2 separate regions of the Homo sapiens genome follow, and region 1 is linked to region 2. The links are chromatin loops, found by intact Hi-C in ENCODE. Cell type or tissue: mammary epithelial cell. All regions are shown on one strand. Each heading gives the region's core, and the rest is flanking DNA. Links, peaks and the distances in the headings are about the cores only.

Evidence for each region. Hi-C counts contacts between places; a loop is a spot of excess contacts. Peaks named below come from ENCODE experiments on the same cell type or tissue, not always from the same donor. Only the 100,000 strongest peaks of a DNase experiment are listed, where the experiment ranks them.
Region 1: it touches region 2 in a loop (8-fold over the local background); 12 of 110 quality-filtered maps call a loop at or near these places.

What each region holds. Positions count from the first base shown.
Region 1 is chr17:8,783,282-8,788,281 of GRCh38, forward strand. No RefSeq gene overlaps it. Among named protein-coding and RNA genes, the nearest start is that of MFSD6L, 14 kb to the right of the region's middle. In mammary epithelial cell, for the core only: a CTCF peak has its summit at 2,717 (motif pointing left); no DNase peak of the experiment used is centred there.
Region 2 is chr17:8,890,843-8,898,275 of GRCh38, forward strand. PIK3R5 (phosphoinositide-3-kinase regulatory subunit 5) reads right to left here. Exons shown (of 19, transcript NM_001142633.3): 6 at 2,744-2,813; 7 at 1-70. It overlaps LOC124903922 (a long non-coding RNA gene), which reads left to right. Exons shown (of 2, transcript XR_007065613.1): 2 at 946-1,112. It overlaps LOC124903920 (a long non-coding RNA gene), which reads left to right and starts at 6,344. Exons shown (of 3, transcript XR_007065611.1): 1 at 6,344-6,434; 2 at 6,579-6,744. RefSeq lists enhancers at 1,483-1,592, 4,019-4,088, 4,099-4,298. In mammary epithelial cell, for the core only: a CTCF peak has its summit at 4,289 (motif pointing left); a DNase peak (open chromatin) is centred at 4,279.

The DNA.
Region 1 (5,000 bases), core at 1-5,000, 110 kb before region 2:
GCTACTTGGGAGGCTTGAGGCAGGAGAATCATTTGAACCCGGGCAGCAGAGGTTGCAGTGAGCCAAGATTGCACCACTGCACTCCAGCCTGGGTGAAAGAGCGAGACCGCATCTCAAAAAAAAAAAAAAAAAAAAAAAGCAAAGTGCAAAGAGACTAAAAAAGAAAAACCAAACAGAGCATCCTAGGACTGTGGGATAGCTACAAAAGCTATTCATATAAATACATGTAATGAGAATACAGGAGAAGAAAAAAAGAAAAGAACAGAGGAAACATTTGAAACCTTTTAAAGGCTGAATGATATTCCTTTGTATGTATATACCACACTTTTTATCCATTCATCTGTTGATAGGCACTTGGGTTACTTCCACATTTTGGCTACTGTGAATAATCCTGCTATGAACATGCATGTACAAATATCTCTTCAAGACCTTGCCTTCCATTCTTTTGGGTATATATTCAGGAATGGGAATGCTAGATCATATGGTAATTCTATTTTTAATTTTTTTTAGCAAGAACCCTACAGTTTTCTATAGTGGTTGCACTATTTTACTTTCCCATCAACAGTTCATAGTGTTCTAATTTCTCCATCCTTGTCAACACTTATTATTATTATTATTATTTTTTGAGACACAGTTTCATTCCGTCACCCAGGCTGGAGTGCAGTGGTCCAATCTCTGCTCACTGCAAACTCTGCCTCCTAGGTTCAAGTGATTCTGCTGCCTCAGCCTCCTGAGTAGCTGGGATTACAGGTGTGTGCCACCAGGCCCAGCTAATTTTTGTATTATTAGTAAAGACTGGGTTTCACCATGTTGGCCAGGTGAACTCCTGACCTCAAGGGATCAGCCCAACTTGGCCTCCCAAAGTGCTGGGATTACAAGCCAGCCACAGTGCCTGGCCTGTTTTTTTTTTGTTGTTGTTGTTCGTTTTTTGTTTGTTTTTCATAGCAGCCATCCTAATGAGTGTGAGAGATGGTATCTCATTGTGGTTTTGGTTTGCATGTCCCTAATGATTAGTGATGTTGGGCATCTTTTCATGAGCTTGCTGGTCTTTTGTATATTTTCTTTAGAGAAATGTCTATTTAAGTACTTTGCCCATTTAAAAATCAGGTTGTTTGTTTTTTTGTTGTTGAGTTTTAAGAGTTCTTCATATATTCTGCATATTAACACCTTATCAGATGTATGATTTGCTAATATTTTCTCCCATTCCATAGGTTGCCTCTTCACTTCTGTTGATTTTGTCCTTTGATGCTAGACCTTTGTCATCCACATCTTTGTCATCCACATCTGAACCCCATCTCTCGTTTCCATTGGTGGTAGTCGTGGTGGTGGTGGGCCTCAGTATGACTGCAGTAATGGTACCTGGTGCGTCTTCTTTCCAAGACTGCCCTTACTTAGTTTCTTTTGTTTGCAATGAGACAAAGATTTCTGAGCACCAAATGACAAAGAAGAGTTAAGTTTTTAAAAGCAATTGTTTTCTTCTTGAAATGTTTCTTTAGTTCCTGTTCAAGACAATGCTAAGCAAAATTCAGATATCACCACACAACCTCTGGTCTTCTGTGGAAGGCAAGACTTCTTCAAATATCCAAACACCTTGAGCCCCTGAGTTGGTCTGACTCGCTAGTCCCAGGGACAGACACAGTGAGGTTTATTTGCTGCTGACAGCCAAGCTCCAAGGCAAGATGGGACAGCTATTGTCATGGGGGGAGACATTCAGATCCCTCTTATGACTTGCCATAAAAATGATGGGCCTCTGGTGGGATCCATTCCCAACTCTCTTACCTCATTTCAGGTAGGTTCAGTGGTGACATCCAATCATAGCTCTCTTACCTAACTCACCTCTCCAAGGGCAAGCTTCTCACTATTCTCTAATCAAAATTTAGAAAACCTGCCAGTACAACCTTGGAGAAGAGGGGCTTTAGCCAAAAGCAGGTGCTATATTCTCTCCTTCCTGGAAGTGTCATCTCTTTTCTGGGCTAAGAGCACACAGATTTTGATGTAATTTGCCAAGAACAATAGGAAGAAGCACTGTTTCTGGATGCCACATGCTTCCTGAAAGAGGAAAATTGTAACATGTTGATATGATAGTGGAGGGTCTTGGAATTTTCTTGGAATCTTCTCATCTCTTCCATGGTGACAGAGATCCAGTGAGTGCCTGGTGAGATAGGACTTATTTGTAAATCCTTGTGAGCCTCTCTCTGCAGGCACTGGAATATACACTGATGAGATTTGGGCAGCCAGGCTTGGAAGGGGATGGGGCTGAGGAGCAGGAGGTGAGGGTCTGTGAAATTGGTTTTATTATTGTGACTCTGACCTCAGGTGGTCCCTCGGCAGCCCTAGGAAACTCAAAAAGTACATGCAGCTATTTATCCTGTTTCTTCACATTTACACTGATCAAGACAAAAGTAGCATCAGGGTCGTCCATATCCTCAGGAAAGGCTGCCAGAGGCTGTCTGGGCTGGCCAGGCTGATCTGCCAATTCCACTGGAAGCCTTTGCAGCTGCTCCCTTTTCCCAGACCCTGGCCTCGCCTCCTGTCTCTCACAAAGCCAGCTCAGCAGCAGCACCTGATCCTCGGGGTTTTCTGTAATTCCAAGCTCCAAGAACTAAAGGGCCTTCAGGTTGCCGGCCTCATCCTGAGCTGCAGCTTTGGGAAGGGAATAGGGACCAGGTTTGCCCAATGAAGAGGGACGCTAGTTTTCCCTTGTGTTTGGCGCTCCCTGGTGGAGAGCTTCGGAACCCCTGGTCGAATCCTCTCCCTTCCTGTCCCGGTTTGCTTTCAGAAGTCCTCTTCAGTCCCCGCTTACAGCCATTCCACCCCCGTGTGGAGGCAGAAAATAGCTTTCCAGTCCCAAGAGCGTGGCCTGCCCCTTGCAAAGGGCAGAGGGGATGCAAGTGTCCAAAACTGCAGCCTATGGGGGTCGACATGAACAAAGCTAAAGGGAACGTTGAGTGCCAATAGGAAGGTGCCCCGCCCTGAAGGTGCCTACCCAGACCTCTGCCTTCCGCAGTAGCCCCCCATGCTGCAGGCCTCGACCAGACACCAAGTTCCAGTCACCACAGATTGCCCCCTCTGGCTCATCCCACCACTCCCTAGACCCTGGCTTTGAGGGCAGATCGATTGGCCTATAGGGCTGGTGTCTTGGCTCAATGTGGTCCTTCTGCACACAGACCAGGAACTTTCTGCCAGGTTCTGGGGAAGGAGATGAACCTTCATTCCAGGCCCCAGCATCTCTCGGGTTCCAGAATGCTATGCTATTCTGCAGGGTGAGAAGGGCTGGTGTGCCCTTGGCCCAAAGGAGGGAATCACGTCAAGGCCGAGAGGCACAAACTTAGAAGGTCACAGAGACCAAGGCCCTCATTTTTCAGACATGGGAGCTGAGACCCAGTGGGGTAAGTGACTTGCCCAGGGGTCATATTTTAAGTTTTACTTCTGTAGCAGATGACAACTGTCTTAGTCCGTTTTCTGTTGCTTATAATGGAATACCTGAAACTGGGTAATTTAGAAAGAAAAGGAATTTAGTTCTTAAAGTTACGGAGGCTGAGAAGTCCAAGGTGAAGGGGCCACATCTGGTGAGGGCCTTCAGGCTGAGGACTCTCTGCAGAGTCCCGAAGTGTTGCAGGGCCTCACGTGGCGAGGGGGCTAGGCATGCTAGCTCAGGTCTCTCTCTTTATAAAGCCACCTGCCCCACTCCTATAATAACCCATTAATTCATTAACCCATTCACTTATCCATGATGGCAGCATCCTCATGAACCATTCACCTCTTAAAGGTCCCACCTCTCAATACTGTCACATAGAGGATTAAATTTCAACATGAGTTTTGGAGGGGACAAATATTCAAACCACAGCAACACCTCACCAGTCACGTTTCTGTCGTGCACCGCAGGCTCCCAGGATTGGAAAGAACTTCAGTCCAGTGGAGCCTCATGTCTCCAAGCCATTTCACAGCCAGGCTAGCAAAAAGATAAAGGTTTCATGAACATGGCTGTGGAAAGCCAGTGGATGCTGAGCATGCCTTCTGCTTTGCTCCACATCACAAACATCACCAAGTGGCAGGGCTTCTGGTCTCAGTGACAGTCAGCAATTGTAGAAGGAAGCTAGCAGATGAGGAGTTTTTGCTGTATTGTCTATAATTCTTTTTTTTTTTCTTTGAGAAGGAGTCTCGCTCTGTCGCCCAGGCTGCCAGGCTGGAGTGCAGTGGCGCGATCTCAGCTCACTGCAAGCTCCGCCTCCCGGGTTCACGCCATTCTCCTGCCTCAGCCTCCTGAGTAGCTGGGACTACAGGCACCCGCCACCACGCCTGGTTAATTGTGTGTGTGTGTGTGTGTGTGTGTATTTTTAGTAGAGACAGGGTTTCACTGTGTTAGCCAGGATGCTCTCCATCTCCTGACCTCATGATCCGCCGGCCTTGGCCTCCCAAAGTGCTGGGATTGCAGGCGTGAGCCACCGCACCCGGCCTGTATTGTCTATAATTCTTATGATCTGAGCTTTGGTTTCAGGTTTTGGATGGATGGCTTCATGGGCTCCCGGGCTCTGCCATTTCTGCAGAATTTCCTCCTCATCACATGGGTTCAAAATTACAAAATCATCCACGATCCTTGATACTCCTTCTTCGTTGATCCCCGCGGCCCCATTATCCAATAAACAACCAAGGGCTGTCTTGTTGATTCCACTTTTGAAATTCCAATACACATACTATGTTGTCATTTGATTCTCATACCTTTTGGGATGCAGCCTCTTCTTGCCTGGAATGTTGTGGTGGTCTGTCCAAAACAAATGTCTCAGCACCCATAATCTCCACCAACTCAGACTCATTGTTCACTTCGCAACAGGCAAGAGTTAAAAGCTTTCAGTCCTCTCCATTGGCTAGTCAAATCTTCTCTTCTAGAGGCCCCATAGTCTTCAGAGGAACAACCGTGGATTTCTAGCAGCCAGATATGGGTTCAAACCATGGCTCTACCATCTAATAGTCGCAACCATGGGCAACTAAGTCAGTTGACC
Region 2 (7,433 bases), core at 1,244-6,243:
CGTACTCAGCTTATTGGCTACAGCAAGGAACTCGGCCTGCACTTCCACTGGGTTCAGCAGCAGCACGGTGCTGGGGACACAGGGGACCGGCTATGGCACCCAGGGGTGCGCAGCATGCCACAGTGCAGCCACCCCCCTCGTGCCTGCTGGTGCTCAGCTCCACTGAGACCAGGGCCTCCTCAAGCCCAGGCAGAGCTCGAGGAGGTGACCACAGGAGGCCAGGACAGAAGCAACAGCTCCAGGGTCCAGGTTTCCAGGGGAAAGCGTGGGGTTCACTGCTGAGCATTTTTCAGCTGTTGTTTTCAAAGATCTTTTCAAAATTGAACTTAATTCTTTAAAACTAAATTTACTTAATTTTTATATAAACGTTTTTTCCTATGAGACAGCTGAGTGGATGCAAGATTACTCAAATGAGGATCATATTTTAGGCAAGGTGACTTGAAGCCAAGCGATCAGTTTTCAGGGGGAGCTGGACAGCAACGTGGTGCTGTGCAGTGTGGTCTGGGGCGAGCGGGACATGAAATTCCTCGTGCCGTGGGGCTGCATCTGCCCGGAGGAGGGGATGCCAAGTCAGAGTGCATCTTCTTCCTGAGCTTATGAGGGACACCTTTTCTAATCAGCCCAAAGCCATGATACAGGCTTTCACTGGCTGGGAGGGGACTGTGTGCCTGGCCACTGCTACCTCCCTTCCCGATGGATACCCAGATTCCCTCTTGGTGCCAGTGTTTACATTTCTTTATTATGGAACCTTTCTCTTTTTTTTTTTTTTTTGAGACGGAGTCTTGTTCTTGTCACCCAGGCTGGAGTGCAGTGGCACGATCTCAGCTCACTGCAAGCCCCGCCTCCCGGGTTCACACCATTCTCCTGCCTCAGCCTCCCAAATAGCTGGGACTACAGGCACCCGCCACCACGCCCAGCTAACTTTTTTTTTTTTTGTATTTTTAGTAGAGACAGGGTTTCAATGTGTTAGCCAGGCTGGTCTTGAACTCCTCACCTCGTGATCCACCCGCGTCGGCCTCCCAAAGTGCTGGGATCACAGGCGTGAGCCACCGCGCCCGGCTACTATGGAAACTTTCAAACATACCCCAAATTAAAAGAATCGTGGGCTCTGAGGCGCTGATCACTCTGTTTACAGTTAACAACGCACGGCTGTTCTCACTTCCCCCATGCCAACCCCTCCATCACTGCATGACCTCGAAGCAAATTCGAGCCATGGCGGCTTTGTATCCATAAATGCTTTAGTATGAGCTGCATGTGATGAGAGCTCTTGCTCTCTCAATTCCACACTGCGTTTAAACCCAGTGCAAAGGAGCACCACGCAGGGCAGCATTCCCTCCACACTCTGGGGACGTCGGTGCCCGGGGACAGGGCAGAGACAGGACTAGTCTCTGTCAAAGTCCCCATCATTTGGGAAGAAACTCACTTTGATTTCTCTATCTGTAAGAAAAAGGAGGTGGGCTTGTATAAGCAGCCCCTTACAACCTTGTAACGAGCCCAGCCGAGCCCCTGCCCTCACCAGCTTGCATAATTTCTCTCCCGAAGAATTTATCATCATTCTCAATTTACAGATAATGAAAGTGAGACCATCTCCCAACTGTAAGCTCTTTCTACAAATCTCTCGGTGCCTCACTTCCCTTATGTGAAAAATCCCTTTCTCACGGGGTTAACGTGAGGATTAAATGAGTCAGCACATGTAACCATGCTTAGGATGGTGCCTGGAGTCCGAATAAAGGTCTAAAGGGCTTTGATGATTCTTCATCAGCCCACCTGCCCCAGCTCCCCCAGAGGAATCTTATTTACTTACTAAACTACAACATTTTAGCATCCTTTCCCTCTGTCTCAACATCTATCATTTTGTTTGTGTTTGTTTTCACCTAGAGGGAAGTCAAGAAGTGTTGCTCAGGGGAGTGAGTGGGAAGTGAACCCCTGGGGCTGGGAATGAGGAGGGCCGGGGGCCTATAATTTCTGAGGTGGTGAAGGCCGGGGTCCCTGGGCTCCCAACATGTCAAGGTGAGACAGCACCCAACTCTTCAAGGCCTGCAGAGGGTCCTCCTAATGGGCACCCCCTCTCTAGTGCTTTTCAAACTGCAGGTCAGGACACAGGAGTGGGTAATGAAATCATCTGGGGAGCCAAATTTGTTTCTTAAATGAAATAGAATAGAACAGAGCTCATCCTATGTAACCAGGATACATTTCATTTCAGCTGTGTGTGTGTGTGTGTGTGTGTGTGTGTGTGTGTGTGTTTGTGTATCAGGCTGTCATATAAAATGGATTTTTCTTATAGGTCCTGGTCAAAAAAGTTTGGAAACACTGTTTTAGTAACAGACAGAAGGAGATTGTGGAAATATCATGGGCTTCTGAATAAGCCTGAGGGTTAAATTCTGGCTCGTACCCTTGCTCGCTGTGTGACCTTGGGGAAGTTGCTTGACCTCTCTGACCTCCAGTTCCTCATCTGAAAATAATGAAAGTGGGGGAACTGTGTGCCTAACACCTGGCATAATTGATACAGACCTCTTTAAGAATCTGGTGAAAGACCGTCAGCCTAGAAAAACACACCTGGACACAAAATATCACCAGCAGTGCCAGGGGGTTCCCAGTTCCCTGGAAGCCTGTTTGTTGCTGGCTGGGGTGGACAGGGGGTGGGGGCACTGGATGTTTGAGTGGGGGAGGAGGGTGAAGGTGGAACAGTGCAGGGGTCCCAAACTCCCTCCCCACTGTTTCTCCGTCCCCCAAGAGCACTCACACGGTGGAGCTGCGGTGACTCCTGATGGGCAGGCCCTGCTCAGCCCTCACCAGTCTCTGGTAGGAGATCCCTGTGGGTCAAGAAGAAAAGAGTTCATGGGCTGATCAGTTCCTTCAGCATCGTCCGTGTGCCTCGTGGGGAGCCAAGCACTGGACAATCAGGTTGGAAATTCCCGGATGGAGCTCAGGCGAACCTGCAGAGAAGCTGTTCTGTGGACCCTCCAGGGTGCCTAGCAGTTTGCTTCTATGCGTCCTTTTACACCTCACGAGTCATATCCCCACCTCCACCTCCAACACCAAAACTCGGTCCTGGGCCTCGCTGTCCTCTGGATTCCCGTGGCCTCTCTGACTGCCCTCCCTTCCTAAGAGCTTTCCACTCCCCTTGTGGCTCAGGTCCCGGCTCCAGGCTTGGAGGCAGCCTAGCTGGAGAGAAAGAGATCCAGGGTGAGAGCCCGTGTCGGAAGCCTGAGTTCTATTCCAGCTCTTCTGCGTGGCCTTGGCCAGGTCACTTTAGCCCTGGGCCTCAGTTTCTCCTGGGAAGGGCCAGATTAGATCCGTGGCCTCTGAGGCCTTTAACAGTCTATGATTCCCAGGCCCCACCATGGCTTGACCAACTTAAAGTTTCTCTCTTCAGAGACTGGGAGGCGGAGCATCGCAGGAGGCAGAACCTGGGCCCAGGAGGCTGCCCCGTCTTGTGCCGCAGGGCTACTCCTCGGTCCCTGCCGCTGCCCCCTCTCCCGGTCCGGGGTGCCTTCCCGCTATGCCAGGCACCTCTCAGCCCATCCACTTTGCCTTAGCTCCAGCCAGGCAGTGGGTTTCGAGTTTCCCCACCTGCACCTCCCCGTCTCTGCCTGGAGTCCGGGGATCGGGAAGGACTGTGGTCTGGCCTGGCGTCCTCCGTGCTCTGAGGCATCTGCATCCCAGGCTCCTCTCCCAGCCCGCATCCCCTTTCTCCCTGGCCCTTCCCCCTCTCTGTCTCCTCTGACTTCCAAATGCTGAGAAGAAACACACCAAAGGTTTTCCTTTTGTTTCTGCAGCTTGACTCTGTTGTGCACAGTAGTCGCTTTACAGTGTGCATTCAGTTCTGTTTCCACCATGACAAGGAGATGAAACAGAAAGCGGGAGTTCACTCCCTCACAGAGCAGGGGCTGGGGACCCAGCGGGGTGGGTCGCCTTCTTGTCATAGCTTGGAAATAGGCCCAGGGCAGTCCCCATCGAGAGCAGGGCCACTCTGAACTGGGACTGAGCTGGGAACCTGCAGGACGTCCCCTCAGAAGTGCAAGTCTCGGGGGCGGGGTAGGGCGGGGGTTGGGGTTTAAAGACAGCTATAAATAGAAAGGCTGTGAGGTTCCTTTAGTAAAAGGCAGAAAATTACCACATAATGCTCTTCTAACTTGGGACCTAATTGCTTTGATTTTTGGCCTTTTGCGTGATGTTTACTTTATGTAATCATCGCATATTTAGAAGTTAACGTTTGGTCCATTTTGCCAGATAAGTCCTTGACACAGTGGCTATTACATCAGGACTTGGGACACCATCTGGTGGCCACTCACGTGCATTACAGAGAAGAGATCCTCACCCGCTCTCCAACCACCTCTACATAATACCATAGCTACCATAGCGGAGACAAACAGATATTCCCCATCTCCCTGACCATAAAACACATAGATACGCAAAATCTTCTCTTGACCTTATTTCTCTTTTCTTTTACTGTTTAATGCTTTTAACATTAACCCACACCCCGCTGACCCCATTTCTTCACCGCCACTTCTGCCTCTGTTGACCAAGGACATCCAGGCGGTCATACTCCAGGAAGCAGTAGACTCTGACGTCGCTCTCCCTCCACATCAGCTTTCTTCCAACACGCCCAGCCATTGGCTTCCAACCCCTCTGCCCTCCTGACCCTGCTCTCCTGAAGCTTGGCAACATTTTCCCCGTCCCCATACCCAACGGCCCAACCTCATCCTCACGCTGCTTGAACTTTTGTTTTGGAGTGCTTGGTACTGTTGACAACCTTCTCCTTGAAGCTCCTTCGTCTCCTCTTGTCTCTAGGATGAGGAGCAGTCTCTAACATCTATATTCGTGTGCCTTAGTCTCATTTTAGGATTGTGCTACAGTTAGAATCAGAAGCTGCTTCGTATGAGCTACGTGGACTCCACGCGACTGTTGCTCTATGTGTCCCGTTGCTTTAATGGGGGATATTTAGGAGGATACCTGTGCCTCTTGGCACACTCTGACCCAGAGAGAGTGATTTTCAGAGTTGTTTGGCTGGTGCTGAATACCCAAGGTACCAACAGTTCCCAAGCAGAACCTATGATCATCAGATAAACTCCCGCCCTCACCCCCAAAACACCATCAACCCCCTTCCTTGGCCTCTCTTGGTAATGGACCTCCCTGCTTAGCATGGGGTGTGGGGTTTTGGGGTAATTAACTGGTGGGCTGGGGCCTGAGCTGGGAACACATTAGAAAAGACTGTGCAATGTGGAGGAGGCTTTGATAATATAAGCTTTTGTACAGACTGACTCCTTTGAGCCTGGCTTAGAGATTGTACTGCCGAGTCCCCATTTGCTGGTATGTGCTGTGAGGTTGGAAATATCTCCCAGCACCCTCCATGGGCTTGGTTTTCACAATGTTACCTGGTGATGCCAGGGAGGCCATGAATGCTAAGTGGGGTGTGCAATGTCAGTTTCGAGACCACCCTTAACTCCACCCTCCACTCCCCAAACAGGGAGGCTGCACTGGGGAGCCTCAGATCCACAGACACCTCTCTCCCTTTGATCTTAGATCACACCCTTTCTTGGTCACCTTAGCAGATGGAAACAACTTTCTGAGTTTAGCTTCTTAGATCAAGATTGGTGCAAGGGCTAAACAAAAATCTTGCCTGGGTTGTTCCTACGTCAGGCTCTAGCAAGTAAGAAATTGAGAGAAGTCACCCCATACAGGCGAAGAACGGGGTGAGTGGGCAGAACACACTCATAGTGAAGTTCAAACTCCTGGCCCAGGTGTCCAAGGCCCTTCGCCATTAAGCCTTGTTCACCCATCAAAGCTTCCACTCTTTTTCAAAGTTGCAAATAGATGGGGATCCTGCACAGAACAGCAGACTGTGAAGATCCAGGACACAGGAAAATCACTACATCTGCCATCAAGCAAGCACTGGTATTAATGACACACGGATAGACAGGTCCATGCTGAGGGTGATGTGGGTACTTGAGCCTGGGGGAGGCAGGGAGCAACCACATCTGACTCAGTTTCCTCCTACAAGGGGAACACCAAGATTCCACGGAATCAACAGGGTGGAAGCAGAGCCCGGCCCCAACGGCATTGCAATCTCCAAATGAGACTAGATCAGGTTTGGTTCTCCAGCAACTATGATTAATATCAACTCATGGTGGACAGTTTGACCTACCTCATACCCTGAAGCAAACACCAGGCACACCACTCCCCACAGCAGGGTTTCTCTTACACTTCCCTCCTCACTGGGGGTCCCATGTATAGCGCCTTCCTGCTCCCCATCCCCAGGGTCCTGGACTCCAGAGAGGCTGGAGGAATTGGGGACTCATGGCTGTGGGCCTCAGCAGGGCCTGGGCAGGAAGGTGAAGCACGGATTTCAGGTGAATAAACAAAGGAGAAGACATAACAAGGGAGGCTCGGAATCTCTGGCCACCGGGAGTCCAGGAGCAGAGAGGGGGAAGGTGAGAAGGAATGTGGCTAGAAAGCCAAGAGGAAAATACTGGGGGGAAGGAACCCACTGGGCAGGCCTTCATGCAGGCAGAGGAGATGTGAGTTCTTGGAATGAAAGGCCAGTGCCACCACAAGACATATGCTGCTCTGAACAGGTGCAGTGACCCCACGGAAACGCCTGTGGGATGAGGTCTCCAGCTTTGCAGAGCCACCGGGCTTGTGGGGGCGAACTGAGATGAGACCTTTCATAACACCCTTTCACCACCCTGGTGAGAGTCACCCTAACAGGACCAATCCAGGCCTTATGGGCTACTCTTACAAGTAAGTCATATGTGGCAGAGACTTCTAGGCATCTACTCAATATCCATTCCTCGTTTTTTTATGAGTGGGACACTGGGCATTGTACCCAGTTGATGAGTCAATTTCTCAACCTCCCTTGCAGAATGTGTTAGGTGCAACCCCCCTCACCTCCTTCTTTCTGTTAACTGGAATGTGGACATGATGGCCAGCACTCCAGCAGCCATCCTAGACCAAGAAGCAACCTTGAAGATGGTGACTTTTGCCAAGGATGGTGGAGTGGAAAGATGAGGGAAGGCTGGTCCAGGATGTTCATGGGGCCACCATGCCAATGCTGGCCTGCCTTCATACAGATTGTGTGTGTGTATGTGTGTGTGTGTGGTGTGTGTGTCTGTGTGTCTGTGTGTAAAAGAAAAATAGCCCCTGAGAGTTTAAGGCATAGTTGTTTGGGGCTTTCTGCTATAGGCAGCCAGCTCAGTCCTAACTGATCACACCGTGTGGTTTCTGGAACACCTGCCTCTACTCTTTTCCCTAAACCTCCCCCACCTACTAGTCAATGATGTTTGACATCCTTCAAGAGGTCTAACCTTTCATTCCATAACCAGAGACAAAAAGTATAAAATCCAAATGTCTGTGATCAGTAATGTCCCCAGAGAAATGTAACACCACTGAAGAACATTCTGAATTCACCTGCCACCCGCTGATAAGCAAAA